3 separate regions of the Mus musculus genome follow, and all the other regions are linked to region 2. The links are chromatin loops, found by intact Hi-C in ENCODE. Cell type or tissue: left cerebral cortex. All regions are shown on one strand.

The links. Peaks named below come from ENCODE experiments on the same cell type or tissue, not always from the same donor. Only the 100,000 strongest peaks of a DNase experiment are listed, where the experiment ranks them.
Region 1: it touches region 2 in a loop (3-fold over the local background); 2 of 42 quality-filtered maps call a loop at or near these places.
Region 3: it touches region 2 in a loop (6-fold over the local background); 6 of 42 quality-filtered maps call a loop at or near these places.

The regions. Positions count from the first base shown.
Region 1 is chr3:34,285,611-34,290,610 of GRCm38, reverse strand. No RefSeq gene overlaps it. Among named protein-coding and RNA genes, the nearest start is that of Gm52623, 21 kb to the right of the region's middle. In left cerebral cortex, a CTCF peak has its summit at 2,546 (motif pointing left); a DNase peak (open chromatin) is centred at 2,553.
Region 2 is chr3:34,636,514-34,641,513 of GRCm38, reverse strand. It overlaps Sox2ot (SOX2 overlapping transcript (non-protein coding)), which reads right to left. Exons shown (of 5, transcript NR_015580.2): 3 at 2,875-3,156. Mir1897 (microRNA 1897) reads right to left here and starts at 3,050; the gene lies at 2,972-3,050. In left cerebral cortex, CTCF peaks have their summits at 592 (motif pointing right), 2,118 (motif pointing right) and 4,353; DNase peaks (open chromatin) are centred at 595, 1,836, 2,140 and 3,003; H3K4me3 peaks cover 2,927 bases; H3K27ac peaks cover 4,185 bases.
Region 3 is chr3:34,558,569-34,563,568 of GRCm38, reverse strand. Sox2ot (SOX2 overlapping transcript (non-protein coding)) reads right to left here and starts at 3,188. Exons shown (of 5, transcript NR_015580.2): 1 at 3,000-3,188; 2 at 2,787-2,853. In left cerebral cortex, no CTCF peak of the experiment used is centred here; no DNase peak of the experiment used is centred here; H3K4me3 peaks cover 1,516 bases; H3K27ac peaks cover 340 bases.

The DNA.
Region 1 (5,000 bases), 350 kb after region 2:
TAATGGAGGCAATGGTGTGCTCAAGCAAACTCAAGCTCATTTGCTAATAGATAGCTGAGCAAAAAGGCAAGCTGACTGTAGGATACCACAGCTCTCAACATGTCAAGACACCAGGTTTCAGTCACAACCAGTCCACAAAGATTTTGGTGACATTGCTGCTCAGAACTTTCTTTGAAAAAGAAAGGACTGTCACTAGAAGGTTCTGGGTCCAGAGCTCTGTCTAACTGATCTCCACATGCACAAATCTCACTTCTGTTTGTAAAGCAGACAAAGGTTTCAGAGTGCTCACTCAAATCCCCATGCCTACACAGCGTCAGAACCAAAGGGTGCTCTTTGTACACTGAACACAGATATCTAACCTGGTAGAGGATTGAAGGAGGGGGTTGAGAAACTGGTCCAGTCAGAATGGTTCTAATGGAAGAATAATGATCCACTGCATAGCATCATTAATGAATCTGGGTTTTCATTAGATTTATCAAATAGATTTATCAAAAGTTACTAAAATTTGATCATTTAGTTTCCAAATATTTTATATTAGAAGTATGTCTGTATTATGTGCCTTGACTTCTATCAAACATTTTATATTGAAAATAACCTTTCCTTATGCTCATGCTATCAATGATTATTTTATACAATACAGGCATGTAACATTGGTTTTTTTTCTAATGCTCTGTACATTAACTAGGCCTAAACAGTACATATAGAATTTTAAAAAGGATTTATAATAGATTTATATAGTATTTAAAATAGGATTATAGAATTTAAAAAATTTACCCCAAAACAATGTAGCTTACTTAGAAGGTGTGAAGTTTAGTTTTTATATAAACTCCTCATCCCATTCCTTTTAGAGTTCTAATTTACATAGCCATAATATAGCAACTAAAAATCAATAAATTGCTTTGGTATCAAACTGTTAACTGAATGTCAAACTTCACACAAATGTCACCAGTTTTTCTATTCATAGCCTTTCTTTGTTTTGACCTAATACAGAACCCTAAAATTGGTCTCATCTGTCTCCTTAGTCTCCTCGATGAGTGACAGATCTTATGCTGCCCTGTCTGTCATGACCCCGTTACTCTTGGCCAGTTACTGGTCAGTTACTTTGTAGACTTCCCTTTTATTTCCCCGTCTTTTCGAATGATTCTATTGAGGTTAGAGATGCTAGACCCTATCTCTGGTTCATCTTACCAGGGGGTACATGATATGAAAAATCTTATCTCTGGCAGGTTCAGCCTGGTCATAGGTGAGATAGCACAGGCTGGGGCAGCTCATTGTTAACCGCTTTCCCACTGTACTTACCAAATTTCTCTGATTTCCTCTTACTTCAGAGTGAGGTGTCAGTATCAGGCACCGTTAGCACCTCTAGCAGCTTGCTTTTCTGATCTATTACAGGCTCAAAAATCAAGAAGCGATAGCCTGACAGAATTCTAAATCCTTTTAGAAACTGTGCTCTGAACAAAAGTTTATCTCAGACTTGTGAAGTTGTCTTTTTTTAGTACTTAGGCTGTTTTGTAGTTTCACATATTTCTCAGTCTGGGGTGTTTTCCTCTGGAATCTACATCATCGTTCGTAAGCTTTAATGAGTAGCCTTCCAAGTGGAGCCCTCCCTGGGAGGGACTTACAGATCAGATGTAGAGCCCTTAAGACAAAACTGGGGTTGAGCTATGGCCAGCTCAGAAAGTGGGTTTACTTCCCACTTCCCTGTCACAGAGGCCGTGACAGAACATGGACACAGGAATGTGGAAGCCATCGATTTCATAAGTACCCACTGCGTCAGCCGTGAGAGGACAGTCTGCTATAATACTCATAAAACAAGTGCTATCTCCTGTTGACACACGCTAAGTACTCTTTCTAAATCTTTAAACCTTACACTCCCAGTTCCAAATCAATAGGCTGAAGGACCAATAGACGACATTACATCTTCGTGATGCTACCCACATCACGGAAGAATATTTCTGGAATGGTCTTTTTCCCCACAATGCCGGCAAACCCACACCTCCTCTTGTTTGTCGGATTTCACTGAAACTATAATTTCTAAATATTTCAGAGAATAGTCCTTTTCTTTGTGCCTTACACAGCTCCCCTCCATTTAAAAGTTCTATGTGAATTATATACATTTCTACCCAGAACGAGCTGCATTTCATGTATAGTTAGCATTTATCATATGCTTAAGGTGTTTTTGTTTATATCGTTTTTATTTGATGAGGTTAGACCTGGCCCATTCCTCCTGGTTTATACAAACTGAGTAAGAACCCAAACATTCTCAAACAGCATGTCTTTAAATATGTGCATGGTAGTTATCTGTCTCCCTAGTGCACAGTTCATAAAGATGATTGAGTTGGCTGTTGTTCTGTTGTTTAATATGATAATTAGGCAATCACTAAATCTTACACTTTCTTACAGAAAATGTTAACACACATTGAGAAAACCAAAAGCAGAGAGCTGTAATCTGGACGATAAAATGCATTACTCTGTTTAAAAGGATTGTTTTACAGGCACAATTAACAATCAGCGGCCACAGTGTAGACGGTGTTTTGATGCCATCTGTTGGAATAAGCCTTCTCACTCTCTGGAGTGAAGCTATAATTTTCCGTTTACAGTTTCATTAGGCAACACGCAAGATTAACAGTCCCCCAAAGCAGAGGAATTCAGACACTTCCACTGTTACAGCCTCCTATAAACAGTTAGTTAGTAAGCTACTGAAATTTCCTGGAAATGCTATTAGAGAGCAGGCTGTGAGACCACACATTTCTATCTTGGTTGCAGCCTTAAAATATGAACAGTTCAAATGCCAATGGCTTCTCTACTCTTAGTTTTAGTACTGAAGATATGATTGCCACTCTCTTGCTTATTTCTGATATCTATTAACTAATAAAAATAATCTACCTAGGCCTAAATACCCTATAACAGTATGAGTGAGGAAAGTTAGCAACCTGCCCAATGTAACACATTGCTGTTTATTGTTATTAGACTATTAAATGTCAGATCAAAATCTCTGGGGTTTCTAATACACTAGAGGGTGCTAGCTCTCTATGTGTATACAGTTAGAAGGCAAAACTTTTACCATGATTAGTTTGGGGAATTACAAAAGTTGACCAAAAAAAAAAAAAAAAAATCCTATTAGAGTACATGGGCTGTGCTGCACATAAAGGAAAGAAGGAGAAGGAAAAGGTTTATTTAAGTCCAATAAGACTGAATCAGCAAGGGTCTAAGAAGAGAATCTGCCACCAAAAAGGCAATATCACTATAAATGCTGGTATCAATATGGCCTTTCTCTGTGACTGGGTCATTAGCTGCTGTCTCCAAACCTGAATGAAGTCCGCAGCTCATTAGACACAGAAGTATGGACTATGAGCTTCCGGGCTACCTCTCATGTGGACTGCTCTACAAGGGCAAGCCACCAGGCTAGAGGAGGCTTCTTATTATAGAAGTTGGCTTCTGCTCTCAAACAGAAGATGTGTGTTGTGACTCAAAATGAGCTCAGGACACTGTCCTTTTAGATGCATATGTAAAGAGTTAATGTATTTGCAGAATGACTGGTTCTGCCAGGAAGAATTATCATAAAAATGGCAGTGATGTTTACTTTTTAACATAAATTAAGCAACTTATGTGAGATTCTCTTCCATTGATAGGCTGTTTGAACAGTCTCAAATGGGAAGATATCACTGTGAAGATCTGAACTTATGTTCTACAGTTGACTGGTTAGTCACTCCCTAAGTAACTGATGACTTTCTGCAGGTCTCGACACAGCTGCAGAGTGAAAGTGTGCAGCTCACAGATGCACACAAGCATAAGCACACACGTGAGTGTGAAGAGACAGAAATAGATTTACATTGAATAGCTTTAAAAAGAGACTCAATCCAACAAGAACTTCATCACAGATTCTATCACATGTATCTGTGGGGTGTATGCCTTTTCTTTCCTTCCTTTGAGTTTGGTTTTCTCTCTTGAAAAGACTAGCTAACAGCATTCTGGATAGATAGACTCAAGCCCAGGGAAAGTGAGGTTGCTCACCTGCAAGTTTCTGCCCTCAGAGCTGGGCTGGAGTTCAAACTGTCCAAATCTTCGGAATTTCATTCTCAAGGTCTAGTCCAACCTCATTTTGCTTTCTCCTCTTTTTTTTTTTACTCCAGGAACCAAAATACATTCACATGGTCTCTCTAGTCTATGGGCACATCATCCAAAGGTGTTTTAAATGTCTGAATTTCCCCCTGCTCCTGCAGGTCAAGTGGGAATTGGGAGACTGAGTGTACCTTTGCCCACACCAGTAGGGGCTTTCCCAGAGCCTTTTAACATTCTGAAACATCTAAAAAGTGCCCAAATGAAGGATGTGTCCCATCATCTCCTGTCATAACAATTCTGCTTAGCAGAAACAAAGCCATGAACTTCCCAGAACGCAAACACGAAAAGACCACTATTTGTGCTTATATGCGCTAAGCAAACACATAAGAGCAATCAGTCAAGACCCTTCAAACCTAAGACTACCAAAGACAGTCCAATGATCACAGACACTGCTAAAATATAAACACTGGTGTCATTTTTATTATTCTGTGTCTGAAATGGCTATTTTTGGTCATCAACTTGACACCAGGAATTAATCTAAACTGAAGCTGCTAGGTATACCTATGAAGGATTTTTCTTGATTGGATCATTCCAGGTAGGAACGCTTGCCCTAAATCCATATCTTTTGAGATGGGAAGACACACTCTAAATCTGGGCCATCACTTTTGATTACTCCCTATACAAGGGACACGGAAGAAGGAAGCTCTCTCTCTTTGGTTGTTCTTTCTCATTCTCCCTGCCAAGTTGACTCCTTTTACTGTGATTTGAGCCCAATTCTTCAGGATTCTGGCATATACTGAAGACCAGCTGACACATTCAGCTTCTTGGACTGAACAACTGTTGGATTCTTAGGCTTTCTATAGAGAGACAGCCATTGTTTGACTAGCTAGACCACAGTCTATAAGCTACACCTATAGATAGATAGATAGATAGATAGA
Region 2 (5,000 bases):
AAAGTAGAAAAAGACACCTGTTTGGTAGACAATAGCTGTATTTAACCGATTGCCAGGAAGGAAAAGTTTGATCAAGAGTGGTTTGAGGCGAGGGAAGAGGAGGGGAGGTAAATACTTGAAGGAGAGACAGGACTTTTAATTACATTCTGGAATTAATAATCAAATATAAACGAGTTACTTCATCCACTAGACACCCAAGCACTTTATATTTGGAAACCTTGTATCTGAACCGCAGCTGGCGCTTAAGCGAAGCACTCTCTTCGCTTTAGTGTTATTTTATGAAAAGCGGACAAGCGGAAGAAGCATTTTTTTTTTTCTATTTCCCTGTAGTACCATCGCTTAGCCTTTAAAAGAAGACCTCAAACCAAGCCAGGATGCGGGTGGGGGAAACTGGGGTGTAAGGAGGAATGCCGTTTTTTAAATAAATGAAATGGAAAAGAATGTAATCTCTTTGGCTTTTGTTGAAGTATAGTTATCTTTTCGGGGCATAAAAACTTGTTTCCGCACCCCCACTTCCTTTTCTGGGGGCAATAAAGAGTTTTCTTTAACCCCAGGGCAAGGGCTGAAGCGGGTTCGGGAGGGCGCTGTGTATCTCCCACTGCGTCCAATAGGGGGCGCTGGCGTGAGACCGCGGAGTCGCTTCTCTTCTGAGCTGCTCCCGGCCCGACCGCGACAGCCGCTGGCGAGGTCGAGCGTAGAGCTTTCGTCTTTGCGGATAAAAAGAGATTAAAGGCTAAATTCTTTTTGGGTGGTGTGTGTGTGTGTGTGTGTGTGTGTGTGTGTGTGTATGAAGAGAGGGTATCAGTTTTAACCAACTATGAAAATGTAGAGCTTTGATGTTCTTGTAAAGAAACTCCTATGGGTTGTAAAATTATAAGGTTTCTGAGCCAATACGCAGCTACACTGTGTGTGGAAATTATTTAATTAAAAATATATTTTTCATACGTTCATACGTTCCTTTAGAAGTACTTTAAAAGCTGACGCTTATTCTTCTGGCTGGCCTGTTGACCCTGCCACAAGTTTCTAATACTTTTATTTTAGCTGTGTTGAAGGCCCTTCTGTTAATTCGAAGTGGAAAAAAGAGACTCAAATATTTAAATCCCTCACTAAACAGTTACTGGTCTGTTTCCTTCCATACTTTCTTTAAACGCGGCAGTTATGTGATGGACACATTTTACTCTGTTGGCGCCTCAAAGACAGGTATAAATGACAAAAAGGAATTCTAATAGGAAAAACTGGGTGTTGGGCCACATAACCATCGTTAGTACAAGAAGTCTAAATAAAATTGTAACCCCACCCACACCCACCCCAACTTAAAAAAAAAAGAAAACCAACCAACTACCCTTCACCTGTATTTAAATAGCGTGTCTTTAATTACAGCGGCGGGGGTTGCCTGAGGCTGGAATGAAATTAGCAGTCATTACCGTCCTTTAACTCCGTGGTGCTTTGATCAGCACTAGATTAGTTTTGCAGTTCTAACAAAGGCTCTACAGCAAGCAGTGGGCTGTAAATAAGACCGCGCGACCTGCCCTCAACACCTTTTCTCTTGTCAATCATAGCTTTATCATTCAGCCCAAGATTAACCTTTATCTACCAAAATTTTAAATAAAAAAAAGAGGGAAAAGAAGGAGGAGGAGGACGACGACGACGAAGAGGAGGAGAAAGAAGGAAAGGGAGGCCCCTGGCCACTGCACGCCTAGGTGACAGAGGTCCTCAGGAGCCTCCTTGAATTGCGATGATGGGCGGGTGTCAGGATCCTCAGACTGGCCTTCCCAACCACACTTCTCAGGCTGAGAAGCCCCCCTCCCCCCACACTGCTCATCCCCACAGGGCCTCGCTCCACGAATCAAACAGCCAGCCATCCTCAGCTTGGAGGCAATACGCGCGCCAAAAATCACCTGTACTAAGTTTCTGGACGGAAAAATACCTATCTTTTCTACTAAGTGCAGAGCAAAGCAAAGCAAAGCAAAAACAAACCAAATCAACCAACCAACCAACCAAACAAGCGCAACAAAAACCACAGCTTCAGCAGCTACAAAAAAAAAAAAAAAACCTTTGCTGAGCGTGGGATGGCGAAGGTAATGTCGTCCGATTTGTCATTAGAGGGCGCCAGAGAGTAGCCCAGCGCCCTAGCCAGCTTTTCTCAGCCCTCCCAGATCCCAGCCTCGTCAGCCTCTGTATTCCCTCTCAGGTAATATTTCTTGATGATCCTGCCCCCTTGCGTTTCTATCTCCCTCTATTCCAGTTGCATAAAGAATGAGGGTTAGTCATGTCCCCTGTCTCACTTTTTTAAATTCAAGCTCTCTTTCACCCCAATTACAGCACACCCCCACTCCCCCAGTCCCAACAGGGATCGAAGTGAGCCCTTCAGCATCTAAGTCACTGCGGTCTGCACAAGGATCTTAGTAGGAGAGCAATACTAGAATTTAACAGTTTTAAGATGGAAACCCGAAAATTTTCATTATTGGATTTACCTATAGGGACTCACAGACGTTTAGTTTTTGCTTAAAAAGAAACACACACACCCCTTTCATACATACATACAGCACCTTGATTACGTTCAGACCTCAAAACTATCTGCCCCAAAGAGAATAAAATGTCACTTCAATTCTGCATTTGTTAAAGAGATCTTAATTAGCATTTAATTCCCAAACTTAACACCTTCTGACTTAAATCGGCCTGTGTTAAATAACTGCTACACAGGGTGGGTATCCAGCTCTCTTAAAGGTCACACAGACACACACACACACACACACACACACACACACACACACAAAGAGGCAGAATGAGAGGAGAAGAAAGTGAGTGAGTGTGTTGGGGGGTGGGGAGAGGTAGCTAGCCTTGAATGTCAAAGTTGGGTTGCAAGCTACTTACGCGACCATGCCAGATCAGGGTGTTGTCTTGTAGCAGTTTGATTGGCAGGTAAAAAGCACTGAACGTGAAGGCTCCGGAGCCTCTCGTCAGCCCAAGCTGGATCACTCCTCACCGGACAGAACGAGTTGAAGGAGCTCGCACTTCCCCCCTCTTTCTCCATCCAAAGCACGGAGAATCCATTTAGGCTTTTCTTCGACCAGTCTCTCCCATCAGCGTCCTGCCTTCCGCGCACCACCTTACACCAGCCTCCAAGACCTAGTCTAGCTTTGCCTCTGCAATCCCCTGCAACAAGAAAAATCGTTTATGGCTTAAAACCCCAAATGGCTGATTTTTTAAAAGAGAGAGAGAGAGGGAGAGGGAGAGAGAGAGAGGAGAGAGAGAGGGTGAGGGGGAGAGAGAGGGGGAGCGGGAAGAATGCACCCAGAGAACAACAAAAAAGTCAGTTATCCTAACACTGCTCTATCCCCCACCGTACAGAAGAATAAAAAAAAAAAAACAAGCTTTATGTTTTTCAGTGGGTATTCAAAGATAATTTGATGCCATTGTTTCTGCTACAGATGGTTCTTTTAAATACAATAACACGGTTCTTTGTGCAGGCTACTCACAATAAAATCCAAAGCGTTCCCCTGAATAACCATTTTGTTCTCTCTTGTATGGGGCCAACAAAAGATTCCGTGAGGTAATGGGTTCTGTTTATTGAAGCCCATAGAATAGGGGGTTGATAAAGATTTTTTTTTTTTTAAGCAGAAGACCTTGGAAGGTCGGGCTGATCTCTTCATATTTTTTATTAAAATATTTGTCCAATACATTATTCCTTGGTGCAGCTGCAAGCTTCCTCCTCAATTCTTAATCAGCCCAAACATCTGTCTCTGGAAGGCTTTAAAAATCTGCATGCAATTGTATCAGTAGTGCAGTAACCTTATGAAACCCCAAATCTTCAGGCTCACTACAGTCTTGAAGGCAACGCAGTTTCAACTGCCTCTGGGGGAAAGGACGGTTGGGGGGAGAAGAGACAGGCAATCCCAGTTCCAGTAACTTAAGGAAATGTGGCTTTCCTCTTCCCAGGCTGGCGGACCATGCTACCAGATGAATCAGCCACACGTATCTCAACAAGGGCTTCTTCCATCTTGAGATGTGCCTCTTCCATGTGCACAGGAGGGGAGGCATGGCTCCCCTCCACTTCCCCCCCCCCACCCCCCCACTCCAAGCTGGCCTTCCTCTCTGCTAATCTAAAAATCCTAGGCTGGGAGCCTAGGCTGAGAGGAAGCAGTTAAAGGTCTCTAACACCCAGTGAATCCTACTCTTAGCTCTCTTTGATTCATTCCTAGCTACTTGTGACTTTGAAGGGTCCTGGGATCGGACTGATGGCCCACCTCCAGCCGCAGTGCCCCACTCTCAGGGTGGCTCTTCCAGCCATCTGCTCCCTTTCTTTCAGTTGCTTCCTCTCACTTAGGAAACCCAAACATGAAAACTCAAAGAGGGTCCGAATGAACCTTGAGCAGCGCCCCCACAATGGGACAGGAGACACTGCAGGGAAGTGGTGAGTTTGGGGCGGACCTTTCTGGCTACATGGAGAACAGGCTGCTCTTTAGGCCTGCAAGAGCCCAGAGCCACAGACTATACTCTCCTGACTTATGCCGTCAGTGGTGTAACAAAACCTTGGCAGCAAAATCATTTTAGGGCTTATTTCTTAATAATTTAATTTCTAAATTATTTGAGACAGGGTCTCACAAGGCAGCCCCAGTTGGCCTGGGACTCACTACACCAGGCTGGCCTCGTTGCCTCTGCCTCCAGACTGCCGAGATTAAAGGGTGCACCATCATGCCTGGCTTAAATTATTTATCGTATAAATTGTTGAGATAAGCAACCTAATAGAAGTCTGAAAAGAATAAAAATTGTGGCACAACTTTAAAAAGTTAAGCATTTCTCTCTCTCTCTCTCTCTCTCTCTCTCTCTCTCTCTCTCTCTCTCTCTCTCTCTCTCTGTATTTTTGGTACAAAGTAAAAGGTTTCCCAGTGGCCCTGGTTGTCCTGGAGCAAACTCTGTTGACCAGGCTGACCTTGAACTCAGAGATCCTCCTGTCTCTGCCTCCCCAGTGCTGGGATTAAAGGTGAAGTTAAGCATTT
Region 3 (5,000 bases), 78 kb after region 2:
AAATTAAGGGAACTATTCCCCAAATGTGCTTTAGAGAATTCATGGGTACGGCTGAACATGTAAACCTAACAGCAAGTTCAAAATCAATGTAAATATCATCCCAGAGAAGTTGCCTATTTATATTGTTTTCTGAGACGCTCTTAGTTTTTAATGAGCAAGGTTTAGCTAAAAACAAAAAGTGTTAATTACATAAATATGCTCATTCTCAAAGCATAACGCTGTGTTATGATTAATAAACAATGGAAAAATGAATACAGAAGTATTTCAGCAGAATCGCTGTTGCACAAACAGCCTTGGGAATCACTACATGTTTATTGGGAAAATGCTTTACTTCTGACAGAGCTACAAAAGCGACATTAACCTTCTTGAAATGCAATAGCAAAGTCAGAGATGTAAGGCTCCCCAGCAGGCGTGGTACCAGCCATTTTCTGAAGAAGGTAAACAGAATAAAACACGTACTTAACGCTCCAGCAAGACCGGGGTTAATCTTCCTCTAGAGGATTCAGGACACACGTGTGTCTGAAGGAATCGCTGTGCAGATTGTTCTAAAGACAAGAGTCTCGGAAATGAAGAACCATGTGTTTTCTGCTTGTCTTAGTTTGGACCCTGCTGGTCCTGCAATTTTGTACCCAGCATCTTCCAATTTGTTCTTACATAGACATATATCTATCTTTTGGAGGTAGGCATTAGCCACATTGAGAGGTTTCCAAATTCTTTCATTTTATCTGATATAAGATTAGGTCATTGTGATTCTGAATCAAAGAGCATGCTTGCTTATGCATATATATATATATATATATATATATATATATCACCCTAAAACATCCACAATGTATCCTAACCCAGCACTGCCAACAAGCCCAAGTCTCTAGAATATAAGTTAAAAATGTGTGCTGAAATAAACATGGTACAACCACACTTTCAGCTGAAATATTTTTCATGAGATTAATTTTGTCACTGTTATTTTACCAAGAAATGTTATTTATCTATTCTTATTTTATTTTAAGAGATTCACACTTGAAAATGTGTCCTTGTTTTAACAATCCCAAATTAATTAAGATCGGTTATGTAGGGTTTCTTTTTTTTTTTTCTCTTATTTTAGTTTGAGACGCATTAAAAAAAATAAAGGTCAGAAGTCAAAAGGGATGATAGCTGATGGTTTTGATAATGCTAATTATATATTACCAAGAAGAAGATAGAGAGGGAAGCATGACTACAAAAGAAAGATAAACATCCCAATTCTGGATTTAAAAAAATAATGAAAAAACCCCCTTAAAATGTCTTTGTACTTCACTGTCATAACTCAAAGCCATAATGAAGCCTGAATTAAAAACGTCAGCTTCTGCGAGTGTTGATAACTTGGTTCTTTGTTGGGCAAGTCAAAATGTGTCTGTTTGATAGGTAAAAATGACAGTCTAAAAATGGGAGAAGTGGGTTCTAAAAAAAGAAACACACACACACATGCACAGACACACACACACACACACACACACACACACACACACGACTCTTTCAAAAAGGCCCATAATGTACTTGAAGGAAGACCTGTAGGGCAGGAGGTATTATCTTTAGGAAGTCACCAGGCAGCACTAAAAAGCAATGTCCATGTCCAATCAAAACGATTTCTGGGGCTGCTGGGGCTCCTGCATCTCAGTCTTCACACTAGACTGGAAACCCTTTGTACTAATTACCAGACTGTACCAGATTTTCTGGTTCAGTTCAATCCTATAATTGACTGACAGTGATGGGCAAGCAAGGGGGGAATTCAGGCTCGCTGCTGCAAGCGGAGGGTCAGAAATGGCTCAGACAGCTCATCCCAGCCTGGCCCCAAAATGAGGCTGAGTAGCCACCATCAGCGTGCACTTTTAATTCCCATGGTAAGAAAAAGAGGAAAACACAGCAGCCCGGAGCTGCCTGAATCTTACAGAAAATCATAGCATGCAACTGGTCTTTGTAAAAGGAATGGAGAGCAGTAATTTTAGCTGTCACCTATTTATTTTGCTTTTGGTTAGTATGTATCCCCCTGACTCCAAAATTCAAGTGGGGCATCCAGCAGACATTAAATAGACTTTGAGCCCGTTTGTAGAAACTCAGAGAAACAATGTTGCTATTTCCTCTTACAGCTTAAAAAAAAAAATCAGCAAAGATTGAGGCGTGTTGAGCTCGTGAAGTGTGGTGCATCGGAGTTGAGCACTCCAAAGCACTTTATGTCAACTTCCTAACACCCTTACTTGCCTGCCATTCCCTGTGTAACCCTAGCAAGCTCATGACATTTGTCTATAAAAATCAGAGTTTAAAACTGTACAAGAATAATTTCCATGAAGTTAGAGTTAGTGCACTAAAAAAAAAAAAAAAAAAAAAAAAAAAAAAAAAAAAACCAAAAACCAAAAAAAAAAACACCAAACCAAACCAAGCCAACCCCTCACAAACAACGTCACAGTGCACTCTTTCAGATAGTTATGGTCCATACCACTGGGATTCACCCTGGGCTCTTTATATTCTCACTTACTTAATAAAGGAAAAGAGCAACTCTAGCCTTTGCACTGGGAGACATTAAAGCACAGGTGTCAGACCCAGGGTCAAAACAGGAACCAGGCAGGGCCTTTCGGGAGGCAAGGGAGAATTATGTGCTATCATGTGGAGGTCAATTGACTTGAAACTTAATCACAGGTTAAGCCCCCTTTCTTTCCATTCTAAAGGAGAAGCAGCACCTGTGCCAGCAGCCACTCACCCTGCACTTGACACAGCAGCCACGACAATTTTTTAGTTACAAGTCAATTACTTACTGGAATAGAAAGAGGCTTTCACTCATCCCATGGATGGCCACTGTTCTGGAGAAATCTGTCAGGTTTGCTAGAGGAGGAAGAAGAAGAAGCAAGAGGAGGAGGAGGAAGAGGAGAACAGAGACAGGTGGAAGTTAAAAAATCCATGGTTCTCCACAAAGTTTCCGAGCTAGGCCAGCCCACCCGGGCAGAGAAGCTGCGCGCGCAATCCCTTACCTTCTCGGTACTGCCCAGAGCTCTTGGGGGTGAGGCCTGTCCCAGCAGACAAGTCCTGGGACCTTCCCCATCAGAGGATCAAGGTTGGGTGCGAGGGTGTGGCCGTGCACCTGAGGACAGGAGCCAGCTAAGTGTGGACAGAGAGAGCCAGCAGGAGAGTGTCCCCTGCCACAGTCAGCCCTGAGCAGGGACTTGGAACACACTGGCTGTGGACTTTTGTTCAAAGCTGTCGTTTTTTTTTCTTTCCCTTTATTTCTTCTTTCTTTCCTTCTTTTTCTTTTTTTTCTTCTTCTTTATTTTTTTTTTTAGTGAAGCTAGATTAGTTCATACAAAACTCAACAATGCAGCACTGAAACCCATTGTTGATATTCAACATTTTTCACATAGCGGAACAGAATAGACAATACGGTATCTAAGAAACCATGGGCTGGATTGCACGCTGATGATGCTGTGTCCTTCTAGGGGCCTGTAATCCCTTTTTATTACCTACCACAGTAAAAACAAAACAAAACAAAGCAGCAAAGAAAAAACAAACAAAAAACAAAAAACAAAACAAAACTAAACCCAAAACAAGCAAGCAAGCAAACAAACAAAACCCCCAACAAGACGTGTTTGGGACTCTCTCAGAATAAATCTATGACATTGCTCTTCTTAGAAATAGGAGAAATTGACAGGGAATCCCAGCACTAAGTCCTGAGGCACCATTCCCACTCAAGCAAGTTACTGATTTTAAAAACTACCGTTATCCTAACTTGTATGTGAACACCCACGGGCTTTTAACAACAAGATTATTTGAAGATGTTTGTTTAAGCCCAATATTTAAAATTAACTTGATTTTTCCCATGCCTTAAGAAAAATACCTGGAAAGTGACTTGTTTCAAGGTCCCTAGGACCAGAGCTAAGATGGCACAGACCATTGTTATGAACTTGTGTTGCTATTATTAATGAGTTATTATTTATTTCGCTATTAAGAGAATAGTAATTTCCAGGGTTTGGGGAGGGGGTTGGTTACCTCTTACCTAGCTCAGTGAACAATTTTTTACCTTTAACATCATGTTTCAATTTTACTATTTCAGTTTGAAAATGTGTACTGGTAAAACCATTCTTAACCGGGTGGCGATGCCCATTAACCTTTCTGGTGATCTGGCCCAATCCCTTTAAAAAACGCAATCCAGTTCCCACGCTTTTCTCAAGCCTCCCAATGGCCTAGGTAGCCACAGAAGTGATTGTTCCAACTGGGTTCTTTTCATCACTTCTGCAATTGACCAATTGACAACTGATTGATGGTTATCTTTTCACTTCAACAATGAAGGAAATTACCATCACTATAGCTATGTACAGTAAATGCCTCCGGAGTAAATTACATGATTCTAAAATTCTCCTTAGCTCACTTGGTAAAAACATCAACACAAAAAACTTTCTTTTTTGTGCTGCTTTGCAGCATCCCAGATTTGGCCTTTCCTGTCAGCTGCAGAAAGAGAACTTGACAGCTTCTTTAAAAGGGGAGCATAAAGGAGCTGGGATAAAGGAAGCACTGGGCCTGTCTCAAGCCAGTGGCCGTTCTTTGCGTTTGGAAAAAAAAAAAAAAAGTAAGCATGGGTGTACAGATAAGCCCTATAATAAGATTCCTGTGACCCACCATTCCCTGGGACCTGGACGTTCTCTCTGAACTATTCCTCAACACAGATTCTGAACACAGAACAGCCAATTTATTTCGAGTAGGTACGAGTTCTCATCTACAGTTTTTCAACCTTCTTGAGGGTTGCAAGACCTCCTGCCCCGCCCCCCCGCCCCCCCAACCCTAAGCTCAGCAGGCAAGCTCCAGCAGATGCTACAGGGTAAAGGACACAGTGTTCCAGAGGATGTGCTGAAGGACAAGAGCTCAAACATCAGCCCCAAATCTAAGCTTACTATAAACATGGACTACATTCGCACACAAAAGGCCCAGATCTTGTCAAGGATGGTCAGTCAAACACTTTTTTTTTACACTTATGTAATTAA